Linked DNA regions of Homo sapiens: region 1 is linked to region 2. Evidence: read pairs that join two places in POLR2A ChIA-PET (ENCODE). Cell type or tissue: GM12878. All regions are shown on one strand. Each heading gives the region's core, and the rest is flanking DNA. Links, peaks and the distances in the headings are about the cores only.

What was found. ChIA-PET counts read pairs that join two places held together with the same protein. Peaks named below come from ENCODE experiments on the same cell type or tissue, not always from the same donor. Only the 100,000 strongest peaks of a DNase experiment are listed, where the experiment ranks them.
Region 1: POLR2A ChIA-PET joins it to region 2 with 5 read pairs; 4 of 35 experiments call an interaction of 5 or more read pairs at or near these places.

What each region holds. Positions count from the first base shown.
Region 1 is chr1:46,672,520-46,677,893 of GRCh38, reverse strand. TEX38 (testis expressed 38) reads right to left here. Exons shown (of 2, transcript NM_001145474.4): 2 at 4,300-5,021. The coding sequence ends at 4,438. It overlaps EFCAB14 (EF-hand calcium binding domain 14), which reads left to right. Exons shown (of 11, transcript NM_014774.3): 11 at 1-2,735. It overlaps EFCAB14-AS1 (EFCAB14 antisense RNA 1), which reads right to left and starts at 3,858. Exons shown (of 3, transcript NR_038828.1): 1 at 3,675-3,858. In GM12878, for the core only: no CTCF peak of the experiment used is centred there; no DNase peak of the experiment used is centred there; H3K27ac peaks cover 824 bases.
Region 2 is chr1:46,539,726-46,545,099 of GRCh38, reverse strand. MKNK1-AS1 (MKNK1 antisense RNA 1) reads right to left here. Exons shown (of 8, transcript NR_038403.1): 2 at 4,091-4,170; 3 at 1,332-1,406. Among named protein-coding and RNA genes, the nearest start is that of MKNK1-AS1, 3.7 kb to the right of the region's middle. In GM12878, for the core only: no CTCF peak of the experiment used is centred there; no DNase peak of the experiment used is centred there; H3K27me3 peaks cover 613 bases.

The DNA.
Region 1 (5,374 bases), core at 172-5,171, 130 kb before region 2:
ATCCATGTCTCCATAAGGTATCCCTCAAAGGCCCAGGCGCTGCCAGGGGGTTTGTCCTGGTAGCTGGAGGAACCGATTTCAGGGAGTAGACACTGGAGACAATACTGACTCCAGGCATGGCTCATGGAAGTAGGATTCTGGTTCTTTGTTCCTATTCCCTCAGCTAATCCCAACCTGGGAATCAGAGAAGTCTTGGGGATTTTTCTCATTTTTAGTACTATTTCAGGGTTTATGAGCATAAAAAGTTATCCATTGGGGAGCTCCATTTTCCCTGCTGAGTGAGCTAGATTGCCTTCCCCACCCACCCACTTAAGTCTGTCTTAAAGCCGTAGCTGGCTCCCACCACCAGTACCATCTCCATTTGAATGGCAGGGCTAAATTCCCCCAGCCATTATCTCACACTGACCACCCAGAGCTTTAGAAGAGAGCTGTGCTTCTAATTTTGACCCAGAAAACCATACCCCTTGAGATTTTACCTAGAGGCTAACCAAGAGCCTAATATGTTTCTCTGGGGGATGACTAAAGCCAAAAAGGCTGTGAGATGAAACATGTGAAATAATATTCAGTTTCCTTACCATTACCAGCTCAGAAGTAGCTAGAGGCTTTCTACCCAAAGGATGCCAAAGTATAGCAGGGCAGGCCTGGAGCTAGGGCCTTCACATGGTGGTAGCAAGTTTTTCAAATCTAATACAATCAAGTACAATACTTCCTTTAAATGCTTCTGTGGACCTGGCATGAAAGATCCCTAGATTGAAAGGAATAATACCTCCATGTCTCCTGTATGTTGAGTCTAGAATTGCTGTGTTGTTCTTAGAAGCAGTCTTTGGGCAACAACTTGAAAGGGGAAAAAAAAACTACAAAAACTTAACTTTGGTATAGGCCAAGTCAGGGAGAAAGTAGAGAAAGCTGTCATGCCACAGACTTCTTTAGTGGAGATCATTTCCTTTTTAACTTTGTTCAGGTTGCCCTTCACCATGGATACAGTCCGGTACCCTTAAACATTTAAGGGCTGTTTTTTTTTTCTTTACATGATGTTCAGCTTGGTATTAACCAAACTTAAATTTTTTTTCCAGAAGTATTAAAATTTAGTTAAAGCAAGATGAAGTCTTTTCCCATGAATGTGTCCCCTTATCTCATTATAGCTTATGCTCAGTTTCACTTTCTTGGAAAGGTTAAAACAAATTAGCCTGGCACTTTAGGTAACTTGAAAATAACTCTCACCCTTCTGACTGCCTTCCATCCACTCTCACCCCACACCTTTTTTTAATATATATACACCCTTACAGATTTTCTAACAACCAAATAAAATTCTAGCAATAAATTGAATTATACTGCTATATTTGTATATACTGTACCATAAATAGTATGTCTGTACCTGGAAGGTATTTTTTTGAGAACTGATTTATATGAAATATACTTGAGGGTAATGTAGCTTGTCCTTTTTAGTTTCAAATTCTTATTCATAGGCAGATACTTTGAAGACACCTTAACTCTTTGTTGTGTGTATTTTCCCTTGCATCAGATAACTATACATGGAGAAATCCATTTTGTTTTTTGGTTTATCTTCTGTTCTTCCTACCTTGTGCTTGTCTGACTAGTATCACCCCTGAGCCAGTATACAGTACCATCCTCTCCCCCTACCAAGTTTGGCAGAGGTGTTTATACTGCATTCTCAGATCTATGAATATTTTTGTCATCCTGCCTGAGAAAGTACATCTTCCAGGCAAAAGTAGGGTATCTTGAACTCCTTTCTTCTGAGTTGAGCAGACTCACTGGCTTAAGCATCCCATAAGCCTATTATTTAGTGTGAATTTGGGACTTTTATTTGTATGTTGTCTTAACTTACTAAGCCTGTGACTTGTATTTAGCTGTAGTCAAGCCTCACCAGCCATATCTCATCTCTGAGAGGAAGACTGGATAGTGAGTTTGGTTTTGGTTTTGGTTTTAAACCCTTTTACCTTTTCAGTCTGGCAGCTCCTACTGCTGCTTTCCTAAGTTACTCAAAGCACTGCTTCTTGGTCCTTGTTTTCTTTTGCCTTGTACTATCTTGTATAATGTTTACTAAAAGAGCCTCCCCATAAATCAGAGAGGCAAAAAGGTAGCATATAAAAAGAAGAACCAAAAGAAGAGAAAACCTGACTTCTAGATGACTGTGGTGTCATCTAAAAGGCAGAGGTGCCTGACCCTCAGGAATGTGTATGATGCAACAGAGCTGAAGAATGGGTTCCCTTCACCTACTGCTGGCCATTGTCCCTTCTGTTGGAGATTCCTTTCTTTATGGTTGCTGTTCATAACCCCTTCAACACCCCCCCTTGCTGGTCCTGCCGGTCACAGTTGAGGATTTTGGCTGTGATGGGCTCATACTCATAATGGCCTGTTGAGTTGTTTTTAGTGACAGGTTTTGTTTGCTGCACACCTCATTGGCTTGCTTACCAACACCAGCTAGAAGTGGTCCCTCTTTCATATCCAAACCAGAACACATTTGGGTATTCCTGAGACTTTATAGAGCGTGTATTGTTTGTTATACGAACCTAACCTACCTTGTTGTTTTCTCATATTAAGAAATTTAAATCTACTTTGTTTTAGTGAAGCTATTTTGGTAATGTATAAGCAATTTTGGTTCTGTTTAGGGAGAATTCAGGGTTTCCATGACTTGATTTGAGCTTTGCATATTTCAAATAAGTAACACAGCCATTTTAATTTAGCTAAATAAAAAAATTTCTTTTTTCTCTCAATGTGTCTGACTAAAGCCTCTCTCACTCCCCTGCGATTTTTAAGGGAAAAAAAAAATCTGCTTTGATTTCTATATTTATGGACGCCTTACACCTTTTGAAAGCAAGGAGTAACACATGGTGGGCCCAAAGTAATTAAGAGTCTGCCTTAAGGACTGCAATATTTGGCCTGAAGAAGCAAAGGCTGCAGGGTTCAGGCTTTTTGCATCCAGAGGATGGGAGGGGTGAGGTGAGGCAGGAGTGAGCCCTGCCCCTGTGTCTACCCGAGATGCTCCACTTAGGCCTGTTTTATTTTTTGAGAGTCAATATAAAAGCGTGTTTGCCATAAATGTCCCACCACCTTAAAAAAAAAAAAAAGCTTAAAATCCGTTGCTAAAGAGGGGTCATACACAAGCTAAAACTTTTTCACACACAGAAAAAAATAACTCTACATGTTTGCTAGATTCTGGATACCTCCCCCCCTCCCCGCAACACAGAATCTGGTGACCTTCCCCCTCAGTCATTATGTAAATGACTATACATAAAGCTTTTGTTATTTACAAATATAATGAGAGGATTTGTTCATTTCCAAAAGGAAAGGGAGAAACACATATCCTGTGATAGAGCTGGGCTTTCTTACCTCAAAACTGCAGCCAAATGGGCAGTATTATCTTTGTCTCACCTTTTAGAACCATTTCCAGAAGTACAAAAATTATTAATATTCCCATGTGGTGGATCTTAACTTTTGGGAGGGGGACATGGATTCCTGTAGGAAAGGTAAAAACTATGGATATATGTCTACGTATAATTTTAGGCAGTTCACTGACCAGCCCTTCCTCCAAGCCAGTTCATGGACCAACTTAATGACACCCTACATACAATCCGAAGCATTCACCAAGTGTTTTCTAACACGACATATCATTAGGGAAGGGGCACTATGGCGTATGGTGGGAAGATCAGTACCTTTGATGCCAAGCAACTGATGATCAATAACTTTCATACCAGTAACTTTGATGCAAGGCAGATGTAGATTTGAGAACTGGCTCTGCAACTAAGAAAGGTATGGCATATGCCCTTGGAACCTGTCTCTTCATCCATAAGAGGAGGATCATGATATCCATTTGGCAGTGTTCTTGTGAATTATTAGAAATAATGTAAAGAGGCAACCACGTAAGAGCTGCATACATCATAGATAATAACAAAGAATGCATTTCAGCCCATAGTGCAGTGTGGCTCACAGGGCTCGTGATGACTCATTTTGCCTGTGACATAGCGACTGTAAATCAACATAGCTCACGTACCCTCAGCAGCTATCACTCTGGTGGCAGCTGTGCTTCACATCCCACAGAACACCAGTGCCTTGGGGTACCTAGGCCAGGGCCTGGCACACATTTTTGTTTTAAATACTGAACAGAGGGATATTGAGTCCATCCACAAGTACTGGTTCAGTGTGTCTCCCCACAGCCAACCACCAGTGCCAGTTCATATTGGTGAGACTCAGCAACCAACTTGGTTTGCAAAGTGACCCCATCAGACAGGAAGGACATTGCCTTCCTAACAGCAAATGAGAAACGAGGGAGCCTTGGACTTTTTTTTTTTTCTTTTAATGTTTCATAGCATGACATCCAGGTGGGTCCTGACCTCTGTCAATACCACCTTCCTGAGGTTAGTTCCATTTCCTACTCTGCACCTGATTCCTGCAGCTCCCACCTTCAGTGAGAGGAGGCTACAGTTCTGAAGGAAAAGGCTTGGCATTGAAGCTATGGTCTTCCTGGGCCAGATTCAGGAGGGAATGGAAGAGAACATTCCTTTCAGGACAGGTGGCCAAAGGATAGGAGACAGAGTGGTTCAGCAGGGGGGGTAGGTTGCACAAGGGTGGGGCAAAGGGCACCTCCTGAAAGATGGGAAGTGGGAATGGGGATCTGGCCTGGGGCTGCTGTGGAGCCAGCTGCAGTGCAGGTTGCAGGGGAGCAGGGGCTTCCGCCTTGGGGTTGCTGTCTTGGTCAGCATGGCTCCTGCCTTCGGGGATGTCCAAATCCCACAGAACATCTGGATTCTGGACCTCAGTCTCAGTCTTGGTGACAGCAGGGGCAGGGCCCGTGTTGATGGCTGCATTCATGCCGTAGCGCCGTCGCTTGTTAATCCAGTACAACAATGGGCTGTAGGTGAATGTGGCAGCTCTCATCACCTCCACCCACTGCTGGGCATGCTCTTCCCGCCTCAAGTTCTTCCTCCAGTGCAGAAAGATAATGCACCCTCCAGTTATCACAGAACACAGCCCCAGGATTCCAAAGTACAATGAGACCCACACTAAGGCAGCAAGAAAGAAAAAGAGGCATGCTGGCTGATAGCTGTAGCTTGGGGCCTGAGCTGTTTCTCATTCCTCTTTCACTTAACCCATGCATCAATCGCTCCATCCACTTAACTACTCTCACCGTTCCTTCCCTCCCTTATTGACTTGCCTCATCATTCCCTTATTCAGTCAAAGCTAGATTTCCAGGGAGCTTAAGCACCACCTTTAACTCTTTACAGATCACAAAAGCTAGGTCTAGCGGGGGCATGTGCTGCCCAGGCTCAGTCAAGCCTCTGATTCCTAACCCAGGACCCATCCAATCCATCAGACTGAGAAGTTTCACTATGGGCAAGTCCATCAAGAAGCAAAA
Region 2 (5,374 bases), core at 195-5,194:
AGTCACATGCCTGCTGGGCCAACCTGGAGGAGGACTGCACAGGCTGGGGCTGGAGTCTGGAGATAAAACTCACATCCTGGTTCCCAGGGGCTGGGGCAAGAGGCTGTGGGGCCTTGAGCCTGGCTTTCCCCAGATGCAAAGGGAGGATATGGTAGCCCTCCCCCACAGGGCCACTGTCAGCATGAAGGCTGCCTGGCACACAGTCACATCGGGTAGGGTTTATGAATGGATGAGTAAACGAACGAAGGCAGAGGTTGGAGAGATGCTCTTTCAGCTGAACTCTTCCAGGGTCTGGAAAGTCAGCACACCTCAGTCCTCCCTCCCACACGCCCAGCCTTGAGGTGGGCCTGCTGCCCAGCACTTCCTCCCCAGCCCTCATCCCAAAAAGTTCCTACACACACCACCAGGAGATAGAGTCACTCCCTAGACAGGCTCATGTCCACACCCCTTTCTAGGGTGCAGGATTGGTGGTTGATTGGGAAAGGGGTGCTGAAAACAAGTCCATCCCTGGAAAAATCCCCCCTCCCCCGCCCCACAGCTCCAGCCCCGCTCCAGAAAGAAGAATCCATTTGAAGTTGAAGGCAGAGCCAGTTCGACTTGTACCCCTGCCCCCTGCCCTAGAGTGAGTTGCAATATATCCGTGCCTGGCTCTCGGAAAGTGCGGACGAGACGGTGTGGGTGGGCTAGGAGTTATTTGCAAGGGTGCTTGCAAACCGTGAAGCCTAGAGGAGAACGGGAGAAGGATGGAACCGAGCGGAGAGGGGAGGTGTATGGTAAGAACCCCGCTCGCCCCGGGTTGAAGGGGAGCTGTGGGTCGGCGGTCAACGCTTGAAGGAGAGGGGTTCCGGGTGGCGGGAGGCGGCTGGGGACCCGCGCAGGCCAGCGTGCCGGCCCCTCCCAGCCCATCGCTGCCGCCGCCGGGGCTGCTCCAAGGGAGCCAAGCGGAGTGGGAGCGGGTCTGCGCGTCTCTGCTCTGCGCGCAGGGGCGGGGGGGCCCAGGACGGGGCGCCCTTTCCCACCCACATGCTGATCTAGGATCTCCAAGCGGCTCGGCCCAGGACACCGCCTGGAAACCCAGCCGCGTGGGAGAGGGCGACCCCACCTCCAACCCCCTTGCTGTGCGCCGGCCCAGCCCCTAGAAGTCAGCGGACGGCGGAGGAGGTGGCCCGGCCTCTCTTGGTGGTCCTGCGCTCTCGGGGTCTTTCCTTCCTGCTGACCCAGGGTGCTCAAGGGTCAGCCTGGTCGGACCCGCAGGGGAGTGTCCACGGACGGGCTCAGGCAAGTGAAGGAGCTGGGGGACGCTGGCGGGAGGGGGCTGAGGGGACGCTTACCTGAACTAGGGGAGAGACTCCATCCAGCCTGAGCTCCAGGAGACAGGAGCAGTGCCCAGACAAGTGGTCAAGAACCTGTAGCCGTGAGAGGACAGGGGTGAGAAAGATAGAGAGGGAGCAGGAGAAGGGGAGACACTCCGCAGGCACTGGCCGCTGGCTCGGGGGTTCCTCTGCTCCACTCTGACCCCGCCCTGCTCTGAACTGGGTAGGACTCTGCCCTAGAATCTCACCTGTCCCCTCCACATCCTCCCCAAGGCCCAAAGTGAGGAGGGGATGGGAGAGAAGAGAGCACAGAGCAACTTCAAATCCGAGACAGGGGAAGCCAGGAGGGCAGAAAACGCCTCTCTGACCAATGCCTCCCCCACCATTTATTTAACCAGTATTCACTGGGCCATTTATTTAACCAATATTCACCTGGGGAGTGGCAGGCACCGCTCCTCCCCCCGCCCCCCCGCTGGGGATACTGCAACAAACAAGGTGGACATAATCTTGGCCCTCAAGGAAGATGGCTGGGGCCTGCAGACCTGGACACAGGAGTCATGGCACCATGAGGGTATCGGGAGTTTAAGAGCCCTGATTTGCAGAGTTTTGGAAATCTGAAAGAAGGAAGGAAGGAAGCAGCATCCCAGCTGCACTCTGAAGGTAGAGCTGGGGTCAGCCAGGGGAAGAGAAAGTAGGCTCAGGGCTCAGGCACAGGGAGCTCACACACCTGGTGAGGTCAGCCCTGCAAGAGCAAAATCAAGGTGGGGGTGGGGAGGGGGGCAGGGCTGGGCAGCAGCCATGACGATCCTAGGAGGAGAGATGGTGCAGTGGTGAGACTAGAGAGGAAGGGATGGATTCTGGGATGCTTGGCAGGGAGAGTCTGCAGGGCTTTGTGATAGATGGCAAATGTGTGGAGGGACGCCTCAGGAGACAGGAGCTGAGGATGAAGCCCAGATTTTCTGGCTGGGTCTGTGGGCTCTGTGGGCGAAGATGAAATTGAGGAAACTGTATCCCAGGGGAAGAGTATGTTTCCAGGAGGGAGGCTTCAGTAGGTCCCAAGCTCTGGAGAGGTCAAGTTAGCTAAGGGTTGAACAGTGTTCATGGAATTCAGCAAAAAGGAGTCAGCTGGTGGCCTTGGTGAAAGCAGTCTGTGGTGTGATGGGGCAGAAACCAGACTGGAGTGGATTGGCTCTTGACAAGGAGATGAGATATATACTGCAGACAGTGCTTTCAAGAAAGGGACAGAGTGTTAGCTGGAGGCAGATGTGGGGTTGAAGAAGGGTTTTGTTTCAAGATGGGAGAGGCCTTCTTAGGTGCATCCAGTGGGAGGTACAGTCCAGTGACGGGTTGGTGAGCTCAGACTAGGAAGTGGGAGGTTTCCCGGGATCCTTAAGGACCACAGTGATGCCAGGGATGTGGATGTACAAAGGGCCCGTGCCGCCCCGCTGTGGTTTTTTCACCTACAAGGCTTGGCAGTTTAGGCATAGACTTGAGGTGGCAGAAAGCCAGACTGTTGCAATTGAGGCTTTGCTGGCAGCTTTGGCAGAAGGACAAAGGGACAAGTGAAGTTACAAGAGAGTAATGGAAATAAGGCAGTTTGGGTTCTTGGATAGATGCAGACAGAATTGGAAGCAACAGTATCGTGGAGAAAACTGTAGAGTTTCAGGGTTTGCATGAGATCAGAGAACAGTTACAGCCAGAGGCAGTGTGGAGTTATGAAGGGCACAGATTTAGGAGACACACAGCCTAGGTTTGAATCACAGCTCTGCCCTGTATTACCATGATGTCTGTGACCTTAGGCGATTCTTCTAACCTCTCAGTCCTCTGTTTTCCAATCCATAAATTAGCAACAGCAGTAGTGCTAACTAAGGGTTGTCATGGCACTTAAATGCGTTAATATATATAAAAGGCGGCCGGGCGCGGTGGCTCATGCTTGTCATCCCAGCACTTTGGGAGGCTGAGGCCAGTGGATCATGAGGTCAGGAGATTGAGACCATCCTGGCCAACATGGTGAAACCCCGTCTCTATTAAAAATACAAAAATTAGCCAGGTGCGCACCTGTAGTCCCAGGTACTCCAGGAGGCTGAGGCAGGAGAATCGCTTGAACCTGGAGGCGGAGGTTGCAGTGGGCCGACTGCACCACTGCACTCCAGTCTCGGCAACAGAGCAAGACTCCATCTCAAAAAAAAAAAAAAAGTATACATATATGGCTTAGAACAGTGTTTGTGCTGTACCCGTGTTTGTACAGAGGTAGCAGTGGAGTTACAGTCGAGAGTAGGGTGTCAGAGTTTCTCAGAGGTGGAATGGCTCAGGGTGATGACAAGGGTGGTAAAGTCCTGAAGGTAATGAGGTATGAGGAAGTGTAGCTGAGGTGGAATGAAGGAATTGAGCATTGGAGATGAGAAGTCAAGAAACTAAGAGGCCAGAGGGGTTGGGTCGTTGGGCAAAAGATGCTGAAGTTCCTCAGGCTGGAGAGGAAAGTGGAGCTAGTTCCAGAGCCTTGGAGGGAAGGAGACAGACAGGAAGGGCAGTTCCACTCCTGCCAGTCTGAAGTCCTCTCTCTCCACCCCTCCGGCTGGATCCAGGCAGCTGAGTTGCTTAGGGTAGACGCAGAGGCCCAGATTGAGGTTAGAGATCCCAGTCTGGCCACCTATATAACCCCTGCTGGGGACTGTGGCCTGAGGATTCTGTTGGGGAAGTGCGAGAGCACCAGGAAGGACTGGAAGGGAGCATCTTTGCCTGGATTGTTACAAAGGCTTGGTCTAACCAACACAGACCTGTGATCGCTCAAAGAAGCCTTCGGAGTCTTGTGCCACTGGGGCCTCTCAGCTGTGCTGGAAGCCAGAGCTTGCAGGGCCTGCAAAGACCATCTAGATCAATCTCACACTTTACCAATGGCAAAGCTGAGCCCCAGTGACGGGAATGGTGAGTGCTTGCCTTTTGCCAGCATGGAGACCCCTTGTGAATGGGGAGGCACCATCAGAGAAGCCAGAATGGAATTCCTGTTCACCCATCACCTCTCCCAGGGGCTCCTGCTCTCAAGCACCTTCCCTCCACCATCACACTTCCAGGCAAGGAGAAGTCTCCAGGGCAGCAGCTCATCTCCACCAGATAGGCAGGCAACTGACAGTGTGTGATATGTTGGCCTGTGTCTGCAACTGTCTGTGTGCAATGCATCTATGCATCTGTGTTTGTATTTCTGGATATGTCCGGTCACTGCGTGTGTGTCTGTGTGTGTGTGTTCGTGCATGCACATGGGCTCAGAGAGGAAGATGATAGATCCCAGGAATCAGACACAGGAGCTGGAAAGCCATGCCTTCAGGCTTCATCCTCAAACCTTGTTTCCAGCTTGGAGACTGTGTGTGTGTGTGTGTGTGTGTGTGTGTGTGTGTGTGTGTGTGTGTGTGCGCGCGCGCGCGCACGCGCACACGCACATGGACACATGTGTGAGTATGCATGTATATATGCCTGTGTCTATGGTGAGGACAGGCCCATGGATTGGCTAGGGTGAGGGTGATGGTAGCTCTTTGGGCTCTGGGTATGCAGAATTCAGTTGGCAGAAGCTGAGAGCTCCCAAGGTAGTGAATAAGCCCCAGCCGGCGATGAGTAAGAGTGATGTGGGAGGTTCCTGAGGATGCGGGTGCTGGGAAGAGGGCTGGCCCAGATTTCCAGGGACTGAGAGGGAACAGAAGGGCTAAGACTAAAAGGAACAGAGGAGTTCATAGTGAGCGGTAAAGAGCTCAGACTGAGCAAGTGAGGGGCTCAGCCTCCCATGGAGGACAGGGGGCTGGGGCCCCTGGCTGATGTCTGGACTGAAGCCCCCACGCCCAGAGGTTCTTGGGCCTTTGGACCAGGAATCTGGAGCCAAGAGGCCTGGCAGCTACCTCTAGTCAAGCAACTGCTCTTGTGCAACACAAACATCCCAGAACCATGGGTTGGGGGCAGAGGGGGGTGCAGGCTGACCTGCTGACCTGAAGGGACTTCAGACAGAGACTCCCTCTCCAGGAGCTCTTGCCTTCACCTACTTAGGACCACCCCCTTGAGCCCAAATTTTTTAAATA